Regions from separate parts of the Homo sapiens genome. Here region 1 is linked to region 2. Evidence: chromatin loops called from intact Hi-C (ENCODE). Cell type or tissue: prostate gland. All regions are shown on one strand. Each heading gives the region's core, and the rest is flanking DNA. Links, peaks and the distances in the headings are about the cores only.

Region 1 (15,172 bases), core at 6,364-8,863, 480 kb after region 2:
TAGTTTTGAGATTTACACAAATGGTAGGCAGGATTGGGGGAAGAATAAGTATATGTCAAGAACTATGCAAAAAGTAATAATTATAATAACAACAATGGCAACAAAAATTGTTGGCTTCCGAAGAAACAGATCTATAATTTTTTAAAAAAGGGTCATCATACCATATACTACATGACTCAGCTATGAATAAAATTTACACAATCATTACAATGCAAATATCAAGTACCCAGCTTAGTAGCAGAACAGAATAAGCATATCGGGAGTATAGGGTTCAAGCTGTGTGACAGAGAAACTAATGGTAAAAGCTTGATTTTTCTTCTTGCACAGCTTGAAAATGTAGAAAAGAGACAACTTTTAAAACTAAACTTGTGGTGCCCGGAACTGGACTCCTGAGGTGAATGGCCATGAGACCAGGACCCCTCTGTTCTGAATGTAGTCATTAAAGCAGTCATTAATTGGCATAAGTGTGAGTCACTGTTTCATTTCAATATCCCTAAGTCCCATGCTTATATAATTGCTACTTCCTAACTGAGCTGTGTTTTAAAAATGCATTGTATGCATGAATCAAAATATCACATGCACCCCATAAATACGTGTGATTATTATGTATCAAAAAAATACATAAGACCATGCTACACAATATGTCCGCTAAGAAGCTTGAAAGCACAGTGACTACCTTTTGGCAAATAAAATTGAATTTGTACTGCTTCCCATTTAATGTCCCACTATCCCCCTGCTCATGGCCACATGACCAGCTTTCCTTCTGGTTTTTAGAAGTTTGGAGAGTTTGCCTGAGACACCACAACGTCTTAATACTTAACCCTCCACTTTCTTCCTATAGAGAGCAGAATGGAGGGTTCATTCTCAAAAAAAAAAGAGAAAGCTTTCTAGCAGGGGAATCTATCCTGGCTTAAAAAAATAAATGCTTGAATCACAAATGTTTCCATGTAGCACAAGCAATAACATCAGCTAGGCCCATCTTTTAATTACATGGTTTGGCCATGCAAATATTCACAGACACTTTTAGTAAGGCAATGGACTTTTATTTAAAGTGTAATATTAAGAGCTTACTACAATTGCTGATCAGTGCTTCTTTTTTCTTATTTATTGCCTTCCCTTCTCTCATGTTCCAGCCTTGCCCCAACAATAAAATCCCACTTAGTACTTATTTTTTTCAAAAAACATCATTTTTCACTATCATAGGACTGAAGAAGGAAAGAGCTTTCTTCTTCCTTTCTTCTTCTTTTTTAAGAGACTAAGGTTCTTCTCTCCTCCCAAATATTTAATCATAATTATATTAAGAAACATTTATAAAAAGTTAAGTAATAAAATTAAATAGGTTGGAGAAAAACAGAGGAGTAGACAGCAAGGATTAAGTGTAGTAATATAAAGAATAGATTATATTTAATGAAAATTTCCTCAGTGTTCAACATTTTTATTATACTTAATAGTGCTGGGCTTCATTTTTGTCTCCAGTAATTGTGTGTCCATAATGAATGGCCATTCTTATTCCCCCATTGTGCCCTGACAGAAATTAATAAACCTAATTCTGTAGGTTTAAGTTTAATTTTGTTGAAATATATAAAGTAGTTACATATTCACTTAGCAGCAAACCAAAATGCAGTGGCCTCAAGCTGCTCAGCAACTTTATAGGGAGTAAATTGTTTTTTGGCTCTTTCTCGCACGCTTCTTGCTCCTTCCCTTTCTGATTTTAGCCAGGAGGCTTGTTTGTGATATGTCCAGCTACAGAGGACATGCATGGCCACAGAGGTGGAACAGTCAGTGGCCAGGGTGAACATTGTAAAATGTACCAGTATATGATCTAGTCCTCTTCCAAGAACAGCTGTTAATGATTGCTAAGCACTCTCTTGTTGGTTTACAGTTTGATCAAAAAAGTATATAATAAACGTGGCAGGGGATGAGCATCTTACAAGCTAGCAGTTCTCTGGTAATAAATAATGTCCACAGCCCAGTTGCCAGAGCTCAGAAAGAATGGAACCTCCCCTTCAGGGCTTCAAGCACCCTAGGGGTGCTTCCTTGGGGTCTTAGTCTCGGGGAATTTGAAGAAATTTAAAGGAGTTATATCACATCTTTATATATCCCACATGAAGAAATAGGATCACATCTGACTGGTCCACTCATTTGTAATTGACTATAAATATCTTCTCAGAGAAAAGTCAGCTCCATCTGGTGATCATTCCTCCCTCCATCTCTCTGTCTTTTCCTCCCTCCCCCCCCCTCCCTCTTTCTCTACTTTCCTCCATACCTCCTTCCATGCCTCCCCCAATCTGTCCATTCATTCATTCATTCAACAAATATCTGACTCTATCACAGGTCATCAGTAGAGACAAAATGAACAACATAAAAACAATTTGATCTCAAACCTTATGGAGTTTATTGTTATGCTCTTTTTTTTAAAAAAAAAAAGGTAACTCACAAATCAACAGCAACATAATAAAATGATTCCAAGAGTTATGTGGTAAATAAGACATATAACAGAAGGAGAATTGACATGCATAAAAGGGTCAGAACTGCTTTCCTTAGAAAAGTGTAGCAGACCTGATATCAGAGAGAAAGAAAGCACTAAGCAGGAAGAGGTAGGTGAGGTGGGGATTCAGGCACAGGGGCCCTGCCCATAAGGCAGCATGACAAACCTGAGGGTAGAAGGGGGAAGCAAATAAAAACTGAGGCTCAAAGATAGCTAGGGCACAGAGAAGAAGGAACCCCACAGATCACCTCAAGACTTTAGGGTTTATCCCAAGAATAGCAGGGAGCATCAAAGGAGGCCATCAAAAAACTCTAAGGGAGCTAGATACTTGCTCAGAGCTGCTGTTATGGGACATGAAGTATTAGGCAGAGAATGGCCATAAGAAAGCTCTTTTTTATCATCTTCATTTGTTTTAAAACTGAGAAAATGAAGAACCAGGAAATTTAGTCAAAGCTGGAACATAGAGTCAAGCACACTGACTTCAGTTCCCTTACCCCTACACCTATGCTAGCTTATTTCCCTGGAGTCCTTATCAGCCCTATTGAGCAACCTCAGTGATGATTGTTCAATGTACCAGGCATGTGAATTCCTTTCTAGGGTCATATAGTTTATATCTACTGAATGCTTTCTAGTAATGCCTTCAAAACATCTTACTAATAGACTGAAAGGATGACATAATGAGGACCGCTCTGGACACATCATACCATGATAATCCCATTTCACAGATTAGCTATGTAGAGGTAGATGTCAGGGATTTGTAGCCTCACATCCTCCATCTGATCTTCATATATTATTTCCAACTCTTAATTGTAACTTTATATACGATAATGAATTTGACTACATGGAGGCCTCAACAAGTACCAAAAGCAACCACACTGAGATTCAAAAAACTACAATTCTAGTCCCAACCCTTGCCTCAAACTGTAGCAGAGCTGATATCAGAGAGAAAGAAAGCACTAAGGAGGAAGAGGTGGGGCGGTGGGGGGGGACATAACATGAAATGAAATCCTGGACATTTCCTTTAATGGGGACACAGTCTCCAGTCAGCTGGTTCCAAGGTCTGGCAATTCCAGCTCCTGAGTTTGAGAACAAGGAGTTGGCCCAGTATAGAGACCCTAGTTTCTGTCTAACAGCAAGGTTCTGTCCTTCTGATCACTGAAACCTGACAGGGTTGTGCTTGACCCATGTAATCCTAGCAGACATGAGAAGAGCAGCCTACAAGAGAATGCCTTGGAGCTAGATTTATTCAGCTTCAATCCCAGTTGCTGTGTGACTCGTCCATATTAACTTTTTTGGGCTTCAGTTCCTTTGTTAAGTGGAAGTCACTTATTTGTTTGGCTATGGATACTAGATTGCTATGGATATTAGAGAAAATTTACGAAAACATGTGGCTTTATCCTTAATTTGAGCAGATACTCAATGAACACTATATTCTTCTCTCTTCTTCATCCTTTCACTCTTCCTTCCTCCTGTTCTTTTTTGCTCTCCTTGCCTTCTTTGCATTCGTTTCTTATATTTCTGTATCTCCTTCCTTCTAGGAAATAATTGCAATAGTTCTTGAGAGTTCACCACCATACTCTCCTTTATGGGGCAGTCTGTTACTCTATTTTATGAATTCCATTTCTTTGTCGAAATAAAAACAGGAGCTTCTGATCACAGGTATAATTCCAGTAGCAGGTGCAGCTGAGAGCCTTCTCAATCACGATACCTTCAGGGTTCTGTATTGATCTGATTCTACTTTGAGAATTCAATTAGAAGGGGGAATATTGTGGGCATGAAGAGAGCTCCTGAATGACACCTACAAAAATAGAAGGGGAAGAGTGTGACCGGTGGAAGGAGGGGACACAAAGGCGAGGACATCCTGCGCTCTGAGACCCACCAGGATTTATCTCTGGTCAAGCTGAATCAAGAACACTGGAATCTGCTTACAGCCCAACAGATTTAAGCTACTACTGTGCTTTCCAAGGTTATTAAGTTCAAGTACGTGGAGTATGTGTATTGGAGAAACGTGCCGTTGGTAAGAACAGATTAACCTGAGAGTATTCCACTGGCCCTGCCCTCCCTCACTCCTCCCTGAACCCTGGCCTCTCCCCTAGGACCCTGTCACTGCCAAGCCACAGGATCATTGCTCACACACATACTGCTTTGCCTTTTGAACGACCTGCTCCCCATATACACATGGCAATGAAAGACCGTCTTCTGATAAGCAGAGCAATTAACAGCCTGGTTATCAGTGGCTATCAGTTCCCCTCTTTCCTATCAACACTGTAAAAAAAAAAATCTAAGTTTTCAAAAGTCAGCAGCCCCTCTTCCTGAGTGGAGGACAGTCATTGTAATGAGTGATTGAGTTTGGCATCCTCTCTTGTCAGCGAGATTTTTTTTTCCTAGAAGTATGTGAAGAAAAACATCTAGAAAATGCTTTTGTTTGTGGGTTTGGACTGGAGAATGGCTCTTATCTGTTTAGGCAGAGAGAGCCTTGGGTGTTGCTTCTGCCTAGGAAAAGCATCCCTACAATGATAAAAGCCAAGGAATTAATAGTAAACAGACAACATTCCCCAAAACACCGGTGTGTATACATGTGAGATAGACACAATGTTATAAATTGAGATACTTAAGCAGACCATCCTTTATATCCAGTGATCAATCTATTTCATCCATTCATCTAACCACCCATCCATCCATTTTTCCATCCATTCATCTATCCAGCTGTCTATCCATTTGTCCATTTATCTATCAATCCATTTCATCCATACTTCCACCCATCCATCCATTCATTCATCAGTCCATCCATTCATTTCTCCATCCATTCATCTATCCATCTGTCTTTCCATCCCCGGCCTCCTCATCCATTCATCCACCCGTTCATTAACCTATCCTTCCATTTTATTCATCCTTCCATCCATACATTTATCCATCCATCATTCCATCCATCCATTCACCTATTCATCCATCCACCCATCCATCCACAGATATTTATTTAGTACTCTAACATTTTAGTCTCTCTACTACTAGTTTGGGAGTCCATAGTGAACCAGGTAGACACATTTTCTGCCACATCAAGTTGTCAGTCATAGAGGGAAATATAAATAATTAAACAATGTACAGTACAATGTAATTAAGTATTGAGATGGGAGTTCAAGGTGCAGGCAGAGAACATCCAACAGTTACATAGCTCTGGTTTAGAGTCATCAGTTGCAGTCTCTCTGAGGAAACTCTTCCTGGGAAGAAGGAACCAACCCTGTAAGATAATTAGATCTAGCTAGTCAGGTGCAGGGAAGCTGGAAGAAAAGAAGGGCTTTAACATTAATTGAATATCTATTTCATGCCAGATAACAGGTTTGTCACATTACAGATAGTTCTTCAATTCATTTTCACAGCAACTAGAGAAAACAGAGGCTCTGCACAGTAAAGTTGCTTTCCCAAGTGCTCAGAACAAGAGACATACTTTATAAATGACCCAGGTTTTCTCTTGTTCCAATGTCTTTACTCTTTGTCTTGTTCCATGAATTCCCCTCCACCACACCTCCCTTGGATTATGAGTGAGTTGAAAAATTCAGGGAGGTTTTTGACACATTCTCCAACCAAGAAAGATAAAGTATGTGGGCTCTGGATTCAAACAGGCCTAGATTTCAATTCCTTTTTGACATCTACTAGGAGCATGACTTTAGGCAAGTTATTTAACCTCTCTAAGCCTCTATGTTCTCATCTGTAAAATGGGGATAGTAATAGTTTGTACTTCAGTGCTTTATAAAAAAAATAAGAAGTGCAAAGTTAGTAGAGTATCTGGTCCTATAATAGTTCAATGCATGTTTTTATATTATTCTTTTCATTATCTCCGCAGAAATAGGCTTGTTTTATAGAAGAAAACATGATGAGATACGACACAGAGGAGAAAATCTTCAATGCTTTAAATAAAGAGGCCTTTGTTCCTTCTTGTCCATCAACTAGAGAGAAGCGTTGAACCCCATGGTATACCCCAACCTCACAACAACCTTAACAAATAGGTCTCAGTATATTTTTCCAGCCTCGACTATCACTTAATCCAGACATCTGAGACTCTAGGGCAGCCTCCTGGAGTAGCTCTGAGTTTTAAGCCTCTTCCAGCCCTTTTGAGAGGTCAAAACCAAGGAGGTATTGCGTGAGAACTCCCCATCCTCCAGAACTACCCAGTCTGAGGGTAGAAGTTCGTGAGCTGCTGAATGTCACCCCTGTCCTGCCATTACCGAGTGCACCGTCACCTTGGAATGCGCTTGGGGTGAGGGCAGATGGTGATGGAGGCTACTTCACATAGACCTGGCAGGAGACCCTAAAGGGCTGGTCCCTCCCTTCAGGGCCCTACAGAGGCCTTCCCTGAGTCTTTCCCCACTCTGGGCCTCTTTTCCTGCTATTTTCACCCATTTAAATGTGCTTGTCAGATTCCTGCCAACACACTTGGTTTTGTAATGTTGTGTAATACCTCGAGCCACCTTAATGAAATATTCACACTCCCTTCTCTGTTGGAGCATTCACCCAGGTTCCCAGAAAATTCTCTCTCTCTTGTTTTCAAAGATATACCCCCAAGAAGGAAGACCCTGAGTGAGGCCCATGACCCCCAGTAGAGGCAGGCTCAATGGCTGGGGCAAACTGCTCCATAGAATGGGGTTTGGGGAGCCTCCTGTCTCAGGCTCCTCCTGGAAGAACTGAGAACCCTAAATAGAATGGCTAGGAGCAGGAATATTTGAGTTGGGACCTCCTGGGATAAGACCCCCACCCCGGGAAATAGAGAAACCTTTCTCCTCAAGATTAGCGTCCTAGCTAATTCTGCCTTTAAAAAGCAGCCCTGCGGACCCAAAGCATCTTGACACTGAGCAAAGACTGCCACCTGTTGAATACTCAGGATAGTGTGCTCCTTCCAAGGCCTCCAGGCTCCAGGGTATATGCTGCAGGCACAGCCTGTCCTCTACCCATCCAAGCTCAGAAGTGGGAAAAGCCACCCAGTGCTGATTGCGTAGACCTTCTGGCATTCATCTGTAAAATAAGGCGGTTGCCCTGAGTGACCTCCCACAGCTCAGGGAAGGTGAGTTGACTTGCCTTGGTCACAAAGTAAGTCAGGAGCTCCTGACCTCTTTCTGATGCCGCCAGAAGCACTTCCTACCCTACCACTCTCTTTAGATTCTGTTTGAATTTATTTTATGAAGGTATTTTTAAAGACATAAATAAAAGAGCCCAAATTGGCAAAAATACAGGTTGGCAAAACATCAAAGTGAATATACAGGTGGAAACAGCACTCACATTAAAACCCAGAATGCATCTGGTCCCTAAAGGAGCATCCTTCTTTCACTCTTACAGTTACCCTCTGCTCCAAGGGTAATGAGTATCTTGATTTCTAGCTCCATAGGTTAGTTTTGCCTGTTTTTGAACTGAATACAAATTGATTCATACATGTGATGTCACTTTTCTCACTCATTGTTTCATTTGTGTGATTTAGTCTTTCCCTCTGTGTCATAAGAAACCATATTTTTTTTAAGGTGGGATGCGGAATTATACCTGAAAACTGGAAAGACTTTGGAAATTATTGAATGCAGCCTTATTGTTCTTTAGTGAGAGAGGGAGGCTCAGAGGAGGAAGGGATCCGTCAAAGGAGACATAGCATGTTCAGAGGTTTCTCTATTAGATGACAAGACTCCCATACAGATGGCCAAGGGGAACACAGAACTTGGCACTCAGGCCAGCACTAAGGACACTGGTCCCACTTAACATGTCATCAAGCCTTAGGAACACTTTAACAGGTTCTAGTCTAAGACCATAAGTATTGTCATCCTCATTACCAAATGTGGCATTTTGCCCACTGTACTCATTCAACAAACACTCAAATATTTGATGAGTGAATAAATGGATCTCAGTACCTCACTGCCTTCATTCCGGAAATGGATACCTTATTGTGGGTCCTGACTCTCTCACCAGTTATGATGAGGATAGATGCAGTGATACCTGGTTAAGAGACTGATGTTGGTTACAAACGAAAAACTCTTGCAATGGACAGTGTCCATTGGTTGTACTCATGGGCTCTGAAGCTAGACTGACCCAGATTCCATTACTACATCTAGGATTTATGTGTTTGTTAATCTTAGATGATCTTTCTTTCTTTCTTTTTTTTTTTTTTTTATACTTTAAGTTTTAGGGTACATGTGCACATTGTGCAGGTTAGTTACATATGTATACATGTGCCATGCTGGTGCACTGCACCCACTAACTCGTCATCTAGCATTAGGTATATCTCCCAGTGCTATCCCTCCCCCCTCCCCCCACCCCACCACAGTCCCCAGAGTGTGATATTCCCCTTCCTGTGTCCATGTGATCTCATTGTTCAATTCCCACCTATGAGTGAGAATATGCGGTGTTTGGTTTTTTGTTCTTGTGATCGTTTACTGAGAATGATGATTTCCAATCTCATCCATGTCCCTACAAAGGACATGAACTCTCCATTTTTTATGGCTGCATAGCATTCCATGGTGTATATGTGCCACATTTTCTTAATCCAGTCTATCATTGTTGGACATTTGGGTTGGTTCCAAGTCTTTGCTATTGTGAATAATGCCACAATAAACATACGTGTGCATGTGTCTTTATAGCAGCATGATTTATAGTCCTTTGGGTATATACCCAGTAATGGGATGGCTGGTTCAAATGGTATTTCTAGTTCTAGATCCCTGAGGAATCGCCACACTGACTTCCACAATGGTTGAACTAGTTTACAGTCCCACCAACAGTGTAAAAGTGTTCCTGTTTCTCCACATCCTCTCCAGCACCTGTTGTTTCCTGACTTTTTAATGATTGCCATTCTAACTGGTGTGAGGTGGTATCTCATTGTGGTTTTGATTTGCATTTCTCTGATGGCCAGTGATGATGAGCATTTTTTCATGTGTTTTTTGGCTGTGTAAATGTCTTCTTTTGAGAAGTGTCTGTTCATGTCCTTTGCCCACTTTTTGATGGGGTTGTTTGTTTTTTTCTTGTAAATTTGTTTGAGTTCATTGTAGATTCTGGATATTAGCCCTTTGTCAGATGAGTAGGTTGTGAAAATTTTCTCCCATTTTGTAGGTTGCCTGTTCACTCTGATGGTAGTTTCTTTTGCTGTGCAGAAGCTCTTTAGTTTAATTAGATCCCATTTGTCAATTTTGGCTTCTGTTGCCATTGCTTTTGGTGTTGTGGACATGAAGTCCTTGCCCATGCCTATGTCCTGAATGGTGATGCCTAGGTTTTCTACTACGGTTTTTATGCCTTTAGGTCTAGCGTTTAAGTCTTTAATCCATCTTGAATTGATTTTTGTATAAGGTGTAAGGAAGGGATCCAGTTTCAGCTTTCTACATATGGCTAGCCAGTTTTCCCAGCACCATTTATTAAATAGGGAATCCTTTCCCCATTGCTTGTTTTTCTCAGGTTTGTCCAAGATCAGATAGTTGTAGATATATGGCATTATTTCTGAGGGCTCTGTTCTGTTCCATTTGTCTATATCTCTGTTTTGGTACCAGTACCATGCTGTTTTGGTTACTGTAGCCTTGTAGTATAGTTTGAAGTCAGGTAGTGTGATGCCTCCAGCTTTGTTCTTTTGGCTTAGGATTGCCTTGGTGATGCGGGCTCTTTATTGTTTCCATATGAACTTTAAAGTAGCTTTTTCCAATTCTGTGAAGAAAGTCATTGGTAGCTTTATGGGGATGGCATTGAATCTGTAAGTTACCTTGGGCAGTATGGCCATTTTCACGATATTGATTCTTCCTACCCATGAGCATGGAATGTTCTTCCATTTGTTTGTATCCTCTTTTATTTCCTTGAGCAGTGGTTTGTAGTTCTCCTTGAAGAGGTCCTTCACATCCCTTGTAAGTTGGATTCCTAGGTATTTTATTCTCTTTGAAGCAATGGTGAATGGGAGTTCAATCATGCATGATTTGGCTCTCTGTTTGTCTGTTATTGGTGTATAACAATGCTTGTGATTTTTGTACATTGATTTTGTATCCTGAGACTTTGCTGAAGTTGCCTTTCGGCTTAAGGAGATTTTGGGCTGAGACGATGGGGTTTTCTAGATATACAATCATGTCATCTGCAAACACGGACAATTTGACTTCCTCTTTTCCCAGTTGAATACCCTTTATTTCCTTCTCCTGCCTGATTGCCCTGGCCAGAACTTCCAACACTACGTTGAATAGGAGTGCTGAGAGAGGGCATCCCTGTCTTGTGCCAGTTTTCAAAGGGAATGCTTCCAGTTTTTGCCCATTCAGTATGATATTGGCTGTGGGTTTGTCATAGATAGCTCTTATTATTTTGAAATACGTCCCATCAATACCTAATTTATTGAGAGTTTTTAGCATGAAGGGTCGTTGAATTTTGTCAAAGGCTTTTTCTGCATCTATTGAGATAATCATGTGGTTTTTGTCTTTGGCTCTGTTTATATGCTGGATTACATTTATTGATTTGCGTATGTTGAACCAGCCTTGCATCCCAGGGATGAAGCCCACTTGATCGTGGTGGATAAGCTTTTTGATGTGCTGCTGGATTCGTTTTGCCAGTATTTTATTGAGGATTTTTGCATCAATGTTCATCAAGGATATTGGTCTAAAATTCTCTTTTTTGGTTGTGTCTCTGCCCGGCTTGGGTATCAGAATGATGCTGGCCTCATAAAATGAGTTAGGGAGGATTCCCTCTTTTTCTATTGATTGTAATAGTTTCAGAAGGAATGGTACCAGTTCCTCCTTGTACCTCTGATAGAATTCGGCTGTGAATCCATCTGGTCCTGGACTCTTTTTGTTGGTAAACTATTGATTATTGCCACAATTTCAGCTCCTGTTATTGGTCTATTCGGAGATTCAACTTCTTCCTGGTTTAGTCTTGGGAGAGTGTATGTGTCCAGGAATTTATCCATTTCTTGTAGATTTTCTAGTTTATTTGCATAGAGGTGTTTATAGTATTCTCTGATGGTAGTTTGTATTTCCGTGGGATCAGTGGTGATATCCCCTTTATCATTTTTTATTGCGTCTATTTGATTCTTCTCTCTTTTTTTCTTTATTAGTCTTGCTAGCAGTCTATCACTTTTGTTGATCCTTTCAAAAAACCAGCTCCTGGATTCATTAATTTTTTGAAGGGTTTTTTGTGTCTCTATTTCCTTCAGTTCTGCTCTGATTTTAGTTATTTCTTGCCTTCTGCTAGCTTTTGAATGTGTTTGCTCTTGCTTTTCTAGTTCTTTTAATTGTGATGTTAGGGTGTCAATTTTGGATCTTTCCTGCTTTCTCTTGTGGCATTTAGTGCTATAAATTTCCCTCTACACACTGCTTTGAATGTGTCCCAGAGATTCTGGTATGTTGTGTCTTTGTTCTCGTTGGTTTCAAAGAACATCTTTATTTCTGCCTTCATTTCGTTATGTATCCAGTAGTCATTCAGGAGCAGGTTGTTCAGTTTCCATGTAGTTGAGCGGTTTTGAGTGAGATTCTTAATCCTGAGTTCTAGTTTGATTGCACTGTGGTCTGAGAGATAGTTTGTTATAATTTCTGTTCTTTTACATTTGCTGAGGAGAGCTTTATTTCCAAGTATGTGGTCAATGTTGGAATAGGTGTGGTGTGGTGCTGAAAAAAATGTATATTCTGTTGATTTGGGGTGGAGAGTTCTGTAGATGTCTATTAGGTCTGCTTGGTGCAGAGCTGAGTTCAATTCCTGGGTATCCTTGTTGACTTTCTGTCTCGTTGATCTGTCTAATGTTGACAGTGGGGTGTTAAAGTCTCCCATTATTAATGTGTGGGAGTCTAAGTCTCTTTGTAGGTCACTCAGGACTTGCTTTATGAATCTGGGTGCTCCTGTATTGGGTGCATATATATTTAGGATAGTTAGCTCTTCTTGTTGAATTGATCCCTTTACCATTATGTAATGGCCTTCTTTGTCTCTTTTGATCTTTGTTGGTTTAAAGTCTGTTTTATCAGAGACTAGGATTGCAACCCCTGCCTTTTTTTGTTTTCCATTTGCTTGGTAGATCTTCCTCCATCCTTTTATTTTGAGCCTATGTGTGTCTCTGCACGTGCGATGGGTTTCCTGAATAAAGCACACTGATGGGTCTTGACTCTTTATCCAATTTGCCAGTGTGTGTCTTTTAATTGGAGCATTTAGTCCATTTACATTTAAAGTTAATAGTGTTATGTGTGAATTTGATCCTGTCATTATGATGTTAGCTGGTGATTTTGCTCGTTAGTTGATGCAGTTTCTTCCTAGTCTCGATGGTCTTTACATTTTGGCATGATTTTGCAGCGGCTAGTACCAGTTGTTCCTTTCCATGTTTAGCACTTCCTTCAGGAGCTCTTTTAGGGCAGGCCTGCTGGTGACAAAATCTCTCAGCATTTGCTTGTCTGTAGAGTATTTTATTTCTCCTTCACTTATGAAGCTTAGTTTGGCTGGATATGAAATTCTGGGTTGAAAATTCTTTTCTTTAAGAATGCTGAATATTGGCCCCCACTCTCTTCTGGCTTGTAGGGTTTCTGCCGAGAGATCCGCTGTTAGTCTGATGGGCTTCCCTTTGAGGGTAACCCGACCTTTCTCTCTGGCTGCCCTTAACATTTTTTCCTTCATTTTAACTTTGGTGAATCTGACAATTATGTGTCTTGGAGTTGCTCTTCTCGAGGAGTATCTTTGTGGCGTTCTCTGTATTTCCTGAATCTGAACGTTGGCCTGCCTTGCTAGATTGGGGAAGTTCTCCTGCATAATATCCTGCAGAGTGTTTTCCAACTTGGTTCCATTCTCCCCATCACTTTCAGGTACACCAATCAGACGTAGATTTGGTCTTTTCACATAGTCCCATATTTCTTGGAGGCTTTGTTCGTTTCTTTTTATTCTTTTTTCTCTAAACTTCCCTTCTCGCTTCATTTCATTCATTTGATCTTCAATCACTGATACCCTTTCTTCCAGTTGATCACATCGGCTGCTGAGGCTTCTGCATTCTTCACGTAGTTCTCGAGCCTTGGTTTTCAGCTCCATCAGCTCCTTTAAGCACTTCTCTGTATTGGTTATTCTAGTTGTACATTCTTCTAAATTTTTTTCAGAGTTTTCAACTTCTTTGCCTTTGGTTTGAATGTCCTCCCATAGCTCAGAGTAATTTGATCGTCTGAAGCCTTCTTCTCTCAGCTCGTCAAAGTCCTTCTCCATCCACCTTTGTTCCATTGCTGGTGAGGAACTGCATTCCTTTGGAGGAGGAGAGGCACTGTGCGTTTTAGAGTTTCCAGTTTTTCTGTTCTGTTTTTTCCCCATCTTTGTGGTTTTATCTACTTTTGGTCTTTGATGATGGTGATGTACAGATGGGTTTTTGGTGTGGATGTCCTTTCTGTTTGTTAGTTTTCCTTCTAACAGACAGGACCCTCAGCTGCAGGTCTGTTGGAATACCCTGCCGTGTGAGGTGTCAGTGTTCCCCCTGCTGGGGGGTGACTCCCAGTTAGGCTGCTCGGGGGTCAGGGGTCAGGGACCCACTTGAGGAGGCAGTCTGCCCATTCTCAGATCTCCAGCTGCGTGCTGGGAGAACCACTGCTCTCTTCAAAGCTGTCAGACAGGGACATTTAAGTCTGCAGAGGTTACTGCTGTCTTTTTGTTTGTCTGTGCCCTGCCCCCAGAGGTGGAGCCTACAGAGGCAGGCAGGCCTCCTTGAGCTGTGGTGGGCTCCACCCAGTTCGAGCTTCCTGGCTGCTTTGTTTACCTAAGCAAGCCTGGGCAGTGGGGGCGCCTGTAATCTGTGGGCTGATTACCTCATTTCTCTACTGGGGCCCAAGATTCCTTCCCCTTCTTCTCCCTGATTGGAATAAGTTCAAAAAAATAAAATAAAAATTTTCCATGATCCCTCCACCCGCAGGTAATGACTCTAACCTTTTAGAATATTGCCTTCTAATCGTCTAGCCAAATATAGTTTGTAATAAAATTAAGAGTCCTCTAATAGCCAGTTTTATTTCTATACATTTTCAGTTGATGCCACATGGTTTAGTTTTCCCAAGCTACTTAATACTGTTCTTTAATATCAATCTTAATAATTACATAATTGTATTATAGAACTGTATCAACATTTACTCCACAATTCCTCTCTATTCAGATTTTGTCTAACATTTTGATACAACAATTCTGCTCTATAAGGATAGACTCCTTAATGAAAAAAGAATAGACTTCTTGAATTGGAATCAATTGGTCAGAGATTTTTTATTATTTCAATGTATATATTTTTATAAATGGGCCATGTTTCTATTGTAATCAGACTTAAATCCAAACTCCTCAGAATGAAGAGCAAACACCTTCTCAAACTGATTCTTATCCCCTCATCTTTTCATTTTCATCTTTAGCCACTAAAACACACACACACACCCCCCTTTCATATTGTAGCCTTGCTAAAATGCCTGCAGACATCTCAGCATGGGTCAGATGTTCATATCAAGGCTTTTGTACATATTTCTTTGACCGTTGGGATGTACTTTCCCTCTCCTGAACTTGGCCATATTCTCATCTTTTCAAGACTCAAATATCGCCTTCTCTCTGTGAAGTTTTCTCTGAGCTTCCAGGCAAAATGAGCCATCCCCCATCTACCCACCCATCCTTGATGTTCCCATTGCAACCTGTGTGTTTAATAATAATAATTATATTGATCATAATAGTAATCAAGATGAATTGAGCCCTTATCATGTGCTCAGACAGTATTCTAAG
Region 2 (15,172 bases), core at 4,179-6,678:
ACATCAGAAACACAATTATAGTTTCACGTCAGTACATACATAATGACTTCATGCAAAAATGAAAAACAAAACCCCTGTTCATGTCCAAATTACAAAGATTAAAAGCTTAAAGGAATATATTTTCCCCGATTGTGAGTTATAGCAACTCAAATATATCATGTTGGAATCAGACATCCATAATCTGAATAGAATGGGATGCATCAGGTATGGTGTCTGGACTCTTTGTTTAGGGGCTGATTTTATGGGGCAGAACTAACCAGTGTCCACTAAATTTCACTATGAAACCAACTAAATTGATTTGAGAAAGAGTTCTTCAGAGTAACTGAACGATAAGGCGTACACTGTTCTTAGGTCCAGTGTTAGATAAATCCTTTTAACAGTCTTCAGTTAGCAGGGTAAGTAAATCACAAATCACTGTTAGCAGATTCATGGAAGAAAATTAATAGAATCAGACGAGATAATCTGATAAGGGCAAAATTGCTGAGGAAACAGTCTTGCCTCATGTTGGAGGATGTGAAACAACAGTCTGATTACTAGGAGTCGTTATGAATAGGTGAATTATGTGCTAAATAATCATCAGAGTAATTCAGCATTTATTAATTCTTTTCTCTTTAAGCAATTCACAGTTGTAAGTTAAAGCCGCTCTCTCTTTCAAGGCACATCTTTTATAATTTTTATTAGAGGTAATTTATTATTTGCATTACCTGTATTTACTTCATAATTGAACATTTTACATTCAAATTTATGTAATGCATTATGCTTGAGAATATATTTCTGCCTGATTAGCATAAATAGTCACTTACCTCATGAATTACTAACAAAGTTTATCTTAAAATATAGGTTTTTTTATTAAGTGGAACACAAACATATGTACAATAAATTCTGATTCTCCAGTGCAGTTAGAGAACAACTCACATTTGGTTACCGGGAGGCGAGGGAGGAAGCAAAATATAGACAAATGAGATGTGTAGGTTTCTTTCCAAGGGTATCATTTAGATGGGGGCGTGTGTGTAGGGTGGGGTAGGGGGCAAAGTGAAGAAGGCCCTAGGCTTTCCGTACACTGTTTGGATTGGATGATCTTGACGTGAAATGTGAATTCTGGAAAAACCTGTAATTAGTGATCTCTGCCTTTGTAGAGAACCATGATAACAAGTAAATTAGCACTGGAAGAATTTGGGGGTTTATCATATTTTTGTTTCAATTATTTGCTTATTTGTTTTTGTCTCTGCAGGTTTCTTCCTTGGAAAACAATATACATCACTTAATGAAATCTTTGTTTGTTTTGCACAAGAGATGTAAAAAATCCAGATGTTTTCTTCAGTGAGAATTCCTGGGAAGGTGTACCAGCCTTCTTCTCTTTCTTCACCTGACAAAGACACCCAACACGGCCTCTCAGACCGGAGGTGTTTAATATATAGTTTTGACACGCATGAACATGGGAATGAAAGGGCTCCTTTTGGTTTTAGACAATAGACAGAGCTATAAAATGATGATGGAGCCTGTTTTCCCCACTCTTGTCATTTTAAGTCAATAGATTTCCTGGGTTTCTTCCCCCGCCCCCCCACTTTGCCTTTTCAGGGGATAGGCATCTCCTTAGATTTTTGTTTTTCTTCACTTAGGGTCAGCTTTATGATTCGTTCTTCTGCTGTCATCCTTTTTCATCCTATTCACAGCCTGTACCGGTGAGGGAATTTGTCTCAAAAGCATTCAGCCCTTCAAAGATTTTTATTGTGGTGAACTCAGAACTGATAAACAGAAAAACAGAAACAGAAAAAGGGAACTGATATGGGGGCGATCTTGATGCGGGTTGTGTCTCTCATGCATGATAACTCAGAGGACAGGCTCCTCGGTAGTGCGGTAGTGCTAACTCTGTGAAGTTTCTTCACCCTCCTTCCTAGCCCTGGAGGCGGGGTGATTCATAGCTCCTGTTCCAAAGGCATTCAGCAGCCATTCGACCTGGGAAAGAAACAGAGTTTTAGAAAATACAGGCCAAATGTAGAGACGCCTGTGATTACCAGGATGAGTATGTCAGTGCAGGTGGCTTCTGAATTTCTGTTTCTGAGTTTGTTTGGCTGATGCCTAAGGAAAGGGGTCCCTTACAGCCCTGTTTTATACCTTAGTTCTTGGTGGCAACGTGGGTGTTGCTGATCTCTCTGATGTGTTTTTCTGTGCACTGAAAACACCAGACATGCTCCGTGACATCCTCGGAGCATCTCCCATCATAATGGAGTGTTCCTAACCTGACAAAGAATAGCATATTACCTCCCCATCTACTCAAAATAAAATTATAGTAAAATTTATCGCCCTTCTGCTAATATTTTTTATTTAGTAACTTTATAACAGTGATACATACTCCTTATTAAATATAAACATTTGAACAGGACAGAAATAGAAGGATATTCAATAAAAGAACTGCTACTCCTCATCTCCACCCCAGTCCTTAAACCCTGGTCTCGGGGGTTACCATCTGTAATAGTTGGGGTATATGTGGGTACTTTTTACAGAATGGCATCGAAGCATGTACATAGTTCTTTAACTTGTGCTCCCTTTAAAACACATTCATGTTAACAATCTCAGAAAGAGATGTTGGGCACTTCTGTCTTCTTTGGCAGAACTCGCCTAATGGAACCTCAGACCGGGGGAAGTTTGGAGATCTGATCTTAACCTCGTCCTTCCAACCGGTATAGGAGCTTGAATCTGCTTTAGGTGAGCTGGCAGCATTCAGGAACAACTTCTGCACTGGGCCCAACAGACACCTCTCTTGGGGCCCACAAGACTGCTAAGGGTCCACAAAAACATTTTAAAAAACTTTAAAAATAGAAGTACAAGAGGAATGTAGTAGAGCATGGATTATGTCTGTCATCATACCAACACAGTTGTAAAATACAATTTAAAATATTTTTTAGTAGAACAAAGGGTCCACAGAAGCCAAAGTGCCCAGAGCCCACAAAACTCCACACATGACTCCAACTCGGTGTACCTGATCACCTCCAATGACGGGATGATCTCAATTTTACCTCCTATTATGACCATCTATATTCCCACAGTTCTTGCGGTTGTCCAGAAAGCTCTTGTTTAACACGAAGTCATACTCCCTTCTTCTAGACCTTAGCCCTGATTTTATATACTCATGAAGCCATGTGTAATAAGTGCTTCTGTGCCGCAGAGTCTTTGGGAAGTTGGAGAGAGCCAACATGACCCCCTTTCCCTGCTTTTCATTTTTCATTCAAAATATAGCCAGCGTCTTTAACTTTTCCACACATGTTTTGGTTTTAAGTGCCAACTCCTTCTGGTTACTAACTCCCAGGTGGGTGCACCTGGTTCCTGCTGCCCTCTGAGGGTTCAAGTCTCAGAACTGAATGCAGATACCCAGGTGTGAGCCTCACATCCTAAGGAGAGCACCTACATTCCACCTCCTTAAGCTGCAGTTTGTCTGCTCCTAATACAGCCCACAATTTCACCAGCCTCTCTGGCAGACACTTAACACTGGTGACTCATCATTCATGGACAGTGGACTCAAGCCCAGGCTTTTTCTTCTCACATTTCCCCCATCCTAGATTTGTGTGCTTGTTTTTGAACCCAAGCACAGAAATTCATAGCAATCCTCCATAAGCTCCATGTCCCTAGATTCAGTCCGTTCTGGGACTAAATCTAACGTTTAGTCTAAATCGGTTTGGATCTAGAATGTGCCATCAGCTAGTTTTAATTTATTTTTCAGCTCAGTACCAGTGGCAAATGAAATGGATGTGCTTTTTATATGACCTAGCCTCACGGAGCCTGGTCTGTCACCTGCAAATTTGGCATTGTCAGGATTAGAGATTGTGCTTCTGGAGTGTCTCCTATGGTGTGGGCCACAGAGGAGCTCATAAATGATTGGAGCTTTTCTGAATTTCCTGCTCTTTCCCTGAGTTGCTGATAACAGCATTGGAAGGGACAAAGCCCTGTGGCATCTCAGTGGAGACTGTCCCTCCGAACTCCACAGTGACACACCAAATCATTCAAGTCCCCTAATGGACATTTTAAATGGACTCTGCCTAATTGGTAATTGGAGTTATTTTAAACTAAACGACCCCATCTGGAAGTCCTACATACACCTTTCTAATCAATTCTAAAATAATCGCACTTATTTTTTTTTTTTTTCTGAGACAGAGTCTCGCTCTGTTTCCCAGGCTGGAGTGCAGTGGTGTGATCTCGGCTCACTGCCACCTCCGCCTGCCGGGTTCAAGTGATTCTGTTGCCTCAGCCTCCCGAGTAGCTGGGACTACAGGCACCCACCACCATGCCTGACTGTTTTTTTGTTTGTTTGTTTTATATTTTTAGTAGAGATGGGATTTCACCATATTGGTCAGGCTGGAATAACTTCACTTTTTTTTGGTGTAGGCAAAGCTCTCTGTTGGAGAAGACAGATTACTAGATAATTGTGTCACATTTCACACCTGCCCTTGTCTTTGTAAACCTTTGCCCTGTCAAAATACATAGTTGTTGTCCAAAGTTGGGATCTCAGAGACTAATAAAAAATAAATGTAACCTAGAAAAGCTAAGCAGAAGAGCTGTGTGTGTGTATACATAAAAACATAGTTGAGATCAGCTCTTTCCTCCCTGTTTTATCTCTGGTTTAGATCACCAACTTCCCTGCCATTTCCTGACGCCAATTTTGAAGCCAGGGGGCTCAGAGGCATTTTCTTCAACAGAAGAGTTCAGAGTTTCAGTGTCCACCTTTGAGCTGCAACTAGTCCCTCAGTGGTGTAAATATGCATGCTGCTGCAGAATCTCCTGTTCCAGGATCCCACCTCGACCCCTTTCAGAGAAATCTGGGAATGAGAGAAGGAACCGGCCCAGGAGTGATTTATGACCTGCTGTCTGTGTCCTGCCTGAGGAAGCATGGCTCTGGCTGTTTGAAGCAGACCCAGACTGGGATCCTCAGAGATTGGAAGGAGTGATGGGGACCCTTCAGGAAAATGTCACCGACCGTTGACTCTCAGCTCAGCTCGAAGCTGCTGATGAGGGGGTAGGCTTGGTTGCTGTCACAGTGATGTGAGCTCAGGCAGTTGGGGTTGGGGAAGAGGGACCAGCCAGGAGACAAAGCATCTGAGTTCAGCACCCGGGTCCTCCTCTGATTCACCCTCTGACCTCAGCAAAGCCCTTCACTCTCTTCCTTCAACTCATTTTTCAGGCTGCAAATGGACTGAGCTGCGTGAAGCGGTAAAAAACAAACCTGCTTGCATGGAAGGAATGTTCCTAGCCATTTGAGGCTGAATATAGGGTGGGTATAAATAGGGACCAGACTCCCATAGACAGAAGGAAGCTGGCATGCCCGGGCTGCCATGGAGCATTGATGGGTCATGGTGGCAACGTTGGAATATCAGAGACGCTGGAATATCACACTGGAATATTTCGAGGTCAAAACAACAGACACATCAAGGCAGGGTCAGAATGGCACAGTCAACCCCTCCTGCATCTCCAAGCCAGAGGATGCTGTTGTTTTAGGCTGACATTGTTCAGAGCCTTTGGTGGCAGCACAGTGAGGAGGATCACTGGGCAGGGAGACATACCCTGGAGGTGCCTGATGCCAAAATGAGGATGTAAATCCTGCTCTGCCCCAGGTGTAAGACCTTGGGCAAATTAGCTGACCTCTCTGAACCCGTCTTTTTCTTAGTGAGAGGTAGACAGGAATCTTGTGATCATGATGAGCATGTATACCAAGTGTTTGGCATGGTGCCTGCCCCGAGCGAACGCTCAAAAGAGCAGGCTCTGTTAACATGTGCCAGGGACTCTGCCCACACTCTATACACGTCATTTTACAGTATGGGGCCCAGGGCATAGAAGGAACTTGAGAAATAACAATAGTTTCCCCTCTTCTCTCTGCTCTGCTCCTGCCTTAAAGTTGTATTTACCTCGTAACCTGTCCTCTTTCTCTCCTTCTCTCCTAAGTCTTTGCACGATTTTGCTCCCTCTTCCCACTTTCCCTGCCCTCTGCTTTATTTCCTGGCTAATTTTGACTCTTCTTCAGGTCTTGCATTTCCTCTTAAAAGCCTTACTTGTGTTCTCTTTGCCCACTGGCCCCCAAGGCAGGCCAGGTGCCCACTCTGTCTGCTGGTTTGTGTTTGAGTCCTCACAGTGCCCCAGGAGTTCCTACCCACCTGTGAACTGCTTAAAGCCAGGGACACCGCCTCTCATCTCTCCATCTCCTTCACCTGCTACAGAGCTCAGCATACAGTAAGCGCTCCATAAATGTTTCTTCAGTGAACATGATCACACTGTCTGATTCCTGGCTTCTTTTTTTGAGGCTTGAACCTACACAGAATGTCCTGTCAAATGTCCCAGAAAACATGACTTTGAAAGGGACAGGGTGGCTGGCTCCTGTGTTGCAACACAGCACTTCTTACCTTCGCCTCTCACTAGTCTGATTGGCCCATCTTTCAATTACCAGGATGCTTATCTTGCTCACTCATTAGCCTATATCCCTTAGCTGGCATTGAGTGGACAACATGGTTGAGATATGCGAGCTCTGGAACTGAAGTGGGCTGCAGTCAAATCTTGCTGGGATTGGTTTTTGGAGGAAGGGAGGCTTGGGATTAAGTGGCTGAGTGTAAGTGGGGCATCCTATTCCAGCACTGCCTGCTGCTGCTAGAGAGAGCCCTGGTGCAGCTTTGAGTCACAGCTGCTTTTCCCAGGACTTCAAGGCACACAGACACTATTTTGTAAGCTTCAGATAAGAATGCAAGGCCCGCCCTCATTTCCACATACCCAAATCATGCCCATTCTTCCAGGCACAGCTCATATGAGATGTGACGTTGCACCTGAAGCTCAGAGCAGAGTGTCGGGCATCCATTAGTAAAAGTTTGATGCTAATACTAAGCCCCCAGCTCCAGAAGCCCTCCTGCGCTCCTACCTTTCATTCCTGTATCCTCACAGTTGTAGTTCGACCTCTCTTTGGGAGCCTCACAATGTATCCAACAGGTAGAGTATCACCTTGCTGATTGTGTGATCTTAGAAGAGTTCTCGACGTGCTTTTTGAGTCTCATTATCTTCATCTGTATAATGGAATGTCAATTCAGCCTCTTTGGGTTGCAAGTGAACAAAATTTGACCTGAATTTGTTTAAGCAAAAAGGATTCTCATTGGCTTGCATGGCCCAAAATCTAGGGACAGGACTAGTTGGGATCAGGGGTCATATAGTGTCATTGGAACTGGCTTCCTTCCATCTGTGTGGACTCCAGACCAGGGCTCTGCATAAGAGTGTGATAATTGTAGTAGTTCCAGCCTTTAATCCTCCTATGCTGAGTTCATGGGAGTCAGTTGGAGGCCCCAGTAGGGCGCTCAAAGTCGCGGTTTGGGTTGCATGGGTCTAGTTCATTTGACTGCTTATAGGCTCATCCCCGAGCCCACCCCTGTGGCAAAGAGATGAAATATCTAATTGGCTGAGACTTGGACTCAGATATGGTATGGGACAGGGGCCTGGAGAATTCTCTGAGCCTGTCTGAGTGTGATGGAAATGCCATCACCCAGGGCGACACTGAGGAACCCAGCATTAAATGGCAGCATTACTAACAGCCAACTCAGACATGATATTCACCTGGGCCTTGCCCTTAGTTTTAACTTATCAGATTGTCACAGCAACCCTATCAGATATGTGCTGCTGTTATTTACATTTGATGGAGGATGTTACTAAGGTACCCCCTTAGTTTCCCCTTAGGCACTGCCTTAGAGGGCTTTTCCAGGGCCACATAGCAGGTGTAGTACAAGATGTAAATCCAGGCATGGCTGCAAAGTTTGCACACACAACTCCTTTCCTTTATTATGTATTGTAGGAGGGAGCCAGTCAAGAAATGAAAGGTAACAAAACAGATAAGTAACATATAATATATTACGATGTAATGTAATATGATATAGTATAGTATCATATAATATAGTATATTACTATATAATATAGTAACATATATCATATCATATCATATGGTATCATGGCAAACACTGGTAAATGGTCCATCTTTGTATCTATCCCTAAAACATCTGTTGTGAGTGTGTCTTAGGGAGCTGTTGAGTGAGTGTTGACCAGCTGACCAAGTGACTCATTTTATGGGCACAGTGTGAATCCTTAGATCCAAGAAGATTGCTTCTGTCATCGCAACATCATTATTATAACATTCTTGTTTGTTTTGGTTTCACAAGAATAGCAAATCATTAAAGGAGGAAGTTAAAGGAAAAATCAGGTGAACTGTAATTTCTAGAAGTCTCGTTCTCTGGTTTCCAATGGTGGTGGGTGTTTAAAGATGTTAGCCTGAACCTGTGTCCTTAAGCCTATCTTACTGGACAGACATTATTTGAAAGGACTGTTTCCAAAACCTTTCCACTGGTAGAAAAGATCTGAGCAAATCTGTTTTACAGACAGGTGGAATAGGAATGAGATGGCAAATGCAGATGATACAGAGCTTTTGGACTTATTACCAGTCCCCGACACCTCCACCCCTTAACCTTTTTAGAAAATGCCCTTAATTCTTTGGGAATTTCTATAACTAACCGTAAACTGGTATTTGCTACACACATATGCAGCAGTGTGTTTGCAGGTTGTTTGTGAGTGTTAAAGCACACAGGGCAAGCTGAGAAGTAAAGGTTTTGTGTTGCATTTGATGATCAAACATATGCCCTCTTCGGCCTTCTCAGGGCACTGGCATTAAGGCTAGTAAATAATCTTGGGTTTCCTTGTGTCTCTCCAGCGTCCCATCTTGTAGCCCAGTATTACGTGAGGCACTTAATCAAAGCATAAAAGCAATTATAAAACGCCCCTGAAATTACATTCATATCTGTAATCAGAATTGCTAATATCTCCCCTCCCTCCACCATCCTGGTGTCATCTGATTTTCATTCCTTTGAGGTGACTAAGAGTCTAGTCATTAATGTAACACCCACCAACTTTATTGGAAGTTACCGTCAGAAAGATCTGTTTCCAAAAACTCTGTGAGCTGAATGCAATTACAGTGCTGGTTCTTCTTGGCCATTGCACAAGTCTGCACATACTCTTTGTACTAGAGTCTCTTTCTAAACTTAAGCACCAATGAGGTTGCTGTCTATTTTCTATGTCATGGGGAGGAAAGATTTGGTTTAAAGTTATTTGAGGTCTGGCACAGTGGCTCACGCCTGTAATCCCAGCACTTTGGGAGGCCGAGGCGGGTGGATCACAAGGTCAGGAGATCGAGACCATCCTGGTTAACACAGTGAAACCCCATCTCTACTAAAAATACAAAAAAATTAACCGGGCGTGGTGGCAGGTGCCTGTATTCTCAGCTACTTGGGAGGCTGAGGCAGGAGAATGGCGTGAACCCAGGAGGCAGAGGTTGCAGTGAGCCGAGATCATGCCACTGCACTCCATCCAGCCTGGGCGACAGAGTGAGACTCCATCTCAAAAAAAAAAAAAAGTTATTTGAAAGAGAAATGAAACTTCTAGAAGCTATCACTCTATTGCCTACATTTTTACCTTTCCAATAACATTGGGATGATTTGGTAGTAATGTAATAGTGATGATGATTATGGTCATGGTAATAGTAAAACTACCAGCTTACAGGAAATGCAGGCGATAGAGAAATGATGCAGACCCTATTATGAAGCCATAATTCAAATGGATAATTTGGGAACTTCTCTAAGACGAATGTTCTGCTTTCTTCAACAAACAAATGACCTGTAAAAGGGAGGAGGCAGAAGGGGGTTCTGTTACAGATGAAAACAGGCCTTATTTTAGGTCTAAAAGGAGTGGCCTGAGCCCAAGGAGGTAGCAGCAGAATGGTGGGAGAGCTGGCTTGCTGGGGCAGGGTGAGGGACGCTGTCCACACTGCACTTTTCACCTGCCTCAAGGGTCATACTATCAACCCAGCCATGGTGCCTGCGGGTCTGGGCTTCCTCCAGCCTGGTGCATCCTTTCCTCCTCCCCACCTTTTCAGCCTAGCTAACTCACACTGATAGCTGAGACTTCTCTCCTTCCTTGAGAGGCCCTTCTTTGACTACTACTTTCTTATCTAAGTGGGATGATGTATCTCCACTCTGCTCTCAGGGCCCACTGGCATGGCATTGGTGATTGTACATTGTAATTATATATGTATTTTAATTTTTTAAATTTTGGGGTAATTGTAGATTCACGTGCAGTTGTAAGGAATAATACAGACGGCTCCTGTGTACCCTTCACCCATTCTCTCCCAGCATTGACATTTTGCAAAATGACTGCAATAGCACAACCAGGAAATTGACATTGTTATAATGTACCCAACTTACACAGATTTCACCAGTTTTACATGCACTTGTGTGTGTGTGATTTCATTCTGTGCAGTCTTATCACATGCATCAATTCCTGTGATCACAATCAGCATTTCCACAGTCAAGATACACGGCATTTCCATCACAAGGCTTCCTCATGCCACCCTTTTGTCACTGTCTTCTTACTTACCTATTTCTCTCATGATTTTGCGAGTGTTTTGAAGCAGAAGCCTTATGTTTAATCTCTGTGTCTTGGTTCCAGCAAACTCAAACCAGCACCTGGCTCCTAGGGGTCCTGTAAATTCCTATGAAATCGATTCAAATTCTACCAGAGAAAGAGAGTAGATCCGGGATACTTTGTAGAAAAGTTTTGGCCAGGAGGGAGAGAAAAACATTCCAAGGCACAAAGCACTAAGAAGATACAACATTACAGGACTTTTTCCTCTATGGGACTATGAAAATCCTGGTGGTAACTATGGCTTTGTATTACCTTTAAAAACCACCTACTCATGCAAACCCCAGAGGGAACAGATTTCTGTGCAAGACCAGGCACAAACACCAGGCTTTTATTTTGTGGTCTCAGTGTGGTTCCTTTTGTGTCATCATTCCATGTATATGGGGAGTTTGAGGTTAATTTATTTGGAAATCGAGAATTCATCACACACTTGACCTGTATGAGGCTTCACCTGGTCAGGGGTCAGCCTCCGTTGTATCTGGGAAGGATTCAGGACATGGGGACATATCAGGCCTGCAGAGGAGAGTGACTTGAGCAAGCAATTTGGGTGCTCAGACAGAGTATCAGGATTTTTCTTCTCTAGACCCTCTCATGACAGACTTGGAAGGAAGAAGGCTTTCATTGGTTCCTTGCCCCGCTCCTGAATTTCATCCTACTAGTGGTAGAGTTTTCAGAAAGTATCTTAGAGTAGCAATGCTCTTCAAATTACCCCATATAATGGTCATGCTCTTATGAGACACATGAAGCCATGCATGCAACATCAGAATCTCTAGGTTTTGATGAATGAACAGATACCAACATGTGTCAGATGCGGTTGAATTTTCTCCAAGCCCAGGTCTTGAAAGGCCAGTGACCAGCTGATCTATTATTAAGATATCAGAGCTACATGTCTGTTCTTTACTTATTAAAAGCTTGTTGTATGTCAGGCTTTGTAATAGTCTGGGGGATAAAGGGATTAAAAAATCCTGTTATTCATCCATATATCATTCCATATATTCATCCATCCATCCATCATCTAGCCATCCATCCATTTTTAGGTGTACAGTCCAACAGCATTTTTTACTAGTTTCAGAGAACATGTAAAAGGACACTAAAACAAGGTGGCTTTTTGAGCTTCTCTGCAATATCTTCCAGACACTAACATGTTTTTGCCTCTTAGACACATGGACCCCTTAGAATATATGTGGAATAGCCTATTGGTAACAAGAACCAATGTTATTTGTTATTTTCTTTCTGCATTAAGTAGGAAACAAACGAACATCTGAACGGAAAGTTAAGCTGTTTTTGTGGAGATGACCTTCCACCCTCTACCATGTCACTAAACTTTCACAAGGCCTCATGGTGCTGGAACACATCTCACAGATAGGAGTTGGGTCCATGCTCTCATTCTCATTGGTCTCCCTGTTGTTTCATGAGAACCAACTCATTTGCATGGAATTTAATACTCTCTGCAGGGTCTAAAGGTGTGTTGAGCTAGCTGAGGGACCCATGTGCTCATCTGAAATAACAGATCGGAGTGCTGGGCTGTGTTCTGAAGTTCACTGGGATGGAGTAGTTAAGGCTGGAGTTACGCACATATATACTTACATAATGTATAGGGTTGAGGAATAACTCCTGCCAATATATTCAGGGATTGGGCTGTTCTCATTGTGTGAAGGGAGTCAATACTGACCCCTAGCCAGCAGTTAATTTTTTATGTTTGTGTTTTCCAGAAGTGAAACTCTCATGGGAGACACATCTCTCTCTTTCTAGGCTTATATTTATAAATAAATATATACTATATATTAATCTCACATCATATGTAATTATCTTTCACATATAATATATGTGTTTGTGTGTGTGTGTATATATATACACATATATATATATATATATATATACACATATATAGATATAAATATAAAATATTTTCCTCACTGGTATCTATTTAGATCTCTAGGGCCTTGTATCATGTATGGAATGCACTATGATTATTCAGTTTCACATGAGAAGGAATACAATTTCTCCTAAGCACTTCACTAAGCATTCACAAGGCCTCATGGTGCTGGAACACATCTCACAGATAGGAGTTGGGTCCATGTTCTCATTCTCATTGGTCTCCCTGTTGTTCCATGAGAACCAACTGGTTTGCATGGAACTGAATACTCTCTTCAAGGTCTAAAGGTGTATCCTGAACCAGTTGGGGGATCCATGTGCTCACCTGAAACAACAGAGTGTGCCAGGTGAGCTTCCAGTGAACACTCCCATCATTCTGCACCAGGGGCTCTCCTCCAGCTATTAGAAATAAAATCTCACCGGCTGGTCACCCAGTTTCTTCAAATACAGGGATATGTCATAACTGAAAGTGTCCCTATTGCAAAATTCTTGTCTATACAAATTTTAGACAGGGTTCTTAGGTTATGGAACCAGAAGTCAAGGAGGGAGAAGGCACACTGAACCAATGAAAGAGCAGGAGCAAAGATTCAGGAGAAAATAAAGCCAGTGCTTAAAATTGTGCCCCTGCTGCTGTCTCCTAGGCACAGAGAGCAGGGACACTGAGATGGGTAGCAGGAATTGCAGCAGAGCTGATCAGGGTAATGAGCTGTGTTCTGAAGTTCAGATGAAGTAGTTAAGGCTGAAGTTAAGTGCATATATCCTTACATAACATTAAGGCTCGAGGAATAATTCCCACCAACATACTCAGGGATTGGGCTGTTCTTATTGTGTGAAGGGAGTCAGTGCTGAGGCCTTGTCTTAATTAACCCTCTGATATTATCAGTCTCTCTAATGGATCTAACCTTTAAAGGATTTGGGGAGAATTGTTTCAACTGTGTAAGCTTCTCTTTTTTCATCTGGGCTATGTCAAGGAACACTGAACTTGCATCCTAAAAGTCTGCAATTCTATCCATATCTTTTGAAGCCATTTTTATGACCAAGAATGTTGGCAGTGCCTCACAGGCTGCCTAGCACATGGTAGACACCAAGTGATGCTTGTTGCTTGTGTGTGTGTGTGTGTGTGTGTGTGTGTGTGTCTGTGTGTGGTGGGAGGCCCCATCGTCCTTGCCGGAGTATCTTTCTTGTTGCAGAAATACTTAGTTTCAATTAAATCATCCACCAACATATATTTTACTGTTATAGCTACTCATTATTTTATAAAGTTCTTGGAGATCTCCACTGAGAAAGAAAAAGTCTTGCCCAAGCTCTGATGGGGTTGGTAGGGCCAGGGCAAGCTCTCTGCATTCCTGACCTCTGTCTATATTCTTCTGTGAGAGTGCATCGCCTGTTTTCCTTATCCTCAGTGGGACATAGGTTACTTATATAAGAAACAGGCTCCCCATGTCTCGGGGGGGCTCCATGACATGCGAGATCTGTGGAGTCAGGCACCTGCACTCAACAAATAGATGCAGCTACTGCTATTATTACTAATCATTGGTTCACTGAGAGAATTCATAGAAATGTGTGACTTGGCTTGTTTTGCTTCTGAGAAATGGAGGTTAATGCTTGTTCCTTGCAGGAAGTTCTGTGGCTTAGAAAGAGAAAGAAAATTATATACCAAAGTGACCTTTTTCTCCAACTGTTGTGCAGTGCACAAAACTAATTAGCCAGGTTCTAATTGGGTTGAAGTCTGAGAGTAATGGAAAAGTTGCCCGGTGAAGATGACATAGTCCACAGGGTTCCCTATTTATTCTCTCTCGGTGACTTCTGTATTAAATTTGTTCAGTTTGCTGGTCACAAGCTGGTATTTCAGATGGAATGACTTGGCAGCTAGCTCCTCTGGGCCTCTAAGCCCAGCTGTGGTCTCCAGTCAGCAACCAGGAAGTTGGGAGGGGCTCTAGGATGGCAGGGGAGACCATGGCTTTGAGTTCTTCTTTGATTCATGCACCCCATCTTTGCTTGATCAGGGAGATACAAAGCACAGATCCACTGTTGGGCAACCATGATGGGCCACCTGCCAAGGAGATGGGAGAACCAGGGCCTGGAAAGGAGGAGCATCTGCGAAGCACAGCCTGAACCATGAAGCCTCCCCAGGCATCAAGTCACCCAGGGGGCTGTGGACTGCGGGGGAGTGTTGTGGGGTGAGGAGCCTGGGGCTCAGACCAGCCTGCGGTAAGCATCCTCCTACACCAAGGAGCCAAAATGACTGCACAGTGCGAGGGCGGCGATGCAGGCTTGGAAAACAAAACCCGCCTCCTCTCTGTCTCCTCTGATGGGAAGCCAGGGCCAATGGAGGGGTCTGGTTCAGGGCCCAGAGCCACCAAAACCACTTGGCTCTTGAATGATCTGACTTGAGGGCTAACCTAAGCCTTGTGAAATCCCAAGAGAATAACCTCAGGTTCTTTAATTCTAGTGCAGACTTTAGATGCTGTTGGAAGAGAAGAAAAGGAAATAGTGACCCAAGTCAGTAATTGTACTTTCCAGTAGTCCCAAAGCATAGTTTATATGAGCATCCTATAAGAGGCCACTGGCATCTTAATAAAGGTAGTTAATAGTACACATTGCTAGTCAGTAACAGCCACACCTTGCACCCATTTGATAGAACCCCAAGGGTCAGAAGATGATCTACTGAATATGGCCCAGCAGGGTAACAGGAACCGAGGGGTCCTTGAAGACAGCGTCCAGCCAGGGCATCCAATCTGGAATTTCCCCTCACCTACAGATCTCTGAGTAAGATAAATATTTCATTTTGCAAGCTCTGTGTTTTGTTACTTGCAGC

What was found. A loop is a pair of places that touch in the nucleus more often than their neighbours do. Peaks named below come from ENCODE experiments on the same cell type or tissue, not always from the same donor. Only the 100,000 strongest peaks of a DNase experiment are listed, where the experiment ranks them.
Region 1: it touches region 2 in a loop (4-fold over the local background); 31 of 110 quality-filtered maps call a loop at or near these places.

The regions. Positions count from the first base shown.
Region 1 is chr16:80,077,447-80,092,618 of GRCh38, forward strand. All of the region lies in intron 2 of LOC105371357 (a long non-coding RNA gene), which reads left to right. It overlaps LOC105371358 (a long non-coding RNA gene), which reads right to left. Exons shown (of 4, transcript XR_933777.4): 4 at 2,414-4,286. Among named protein-coding and RNA genes, the nearest start is that of LINC01228, 260 kb to the left of the region's middle. RefSeq lists a silencer at 7,285-7,354. In prostate gland, for the core only: a CTCF peak has its summit at 7,351 (motif pointing left); a DNase peak (open chromatin) is centred at 7,355.
Region 2 is chr16:79,604,306-79,619,477 of GRCh38, forward strand. It overlaps LOC101928230 (a long non-coding RNA gene), which reads left to right. Exons shown (of 3, transcript NR_188556.1): 3 at 1,232-2,300. Among named protein-coding and RNA genes, the nearest start is that of MAF, 11 kb to the left of the region's middle. RefSeq lists enhancers at 1,797-1,886, 1,897-2,066. In prostate gland, for the core only: no CTCF peak of the experiment used is centred there; a DNase peak (open chromatin) is centred at 5,730.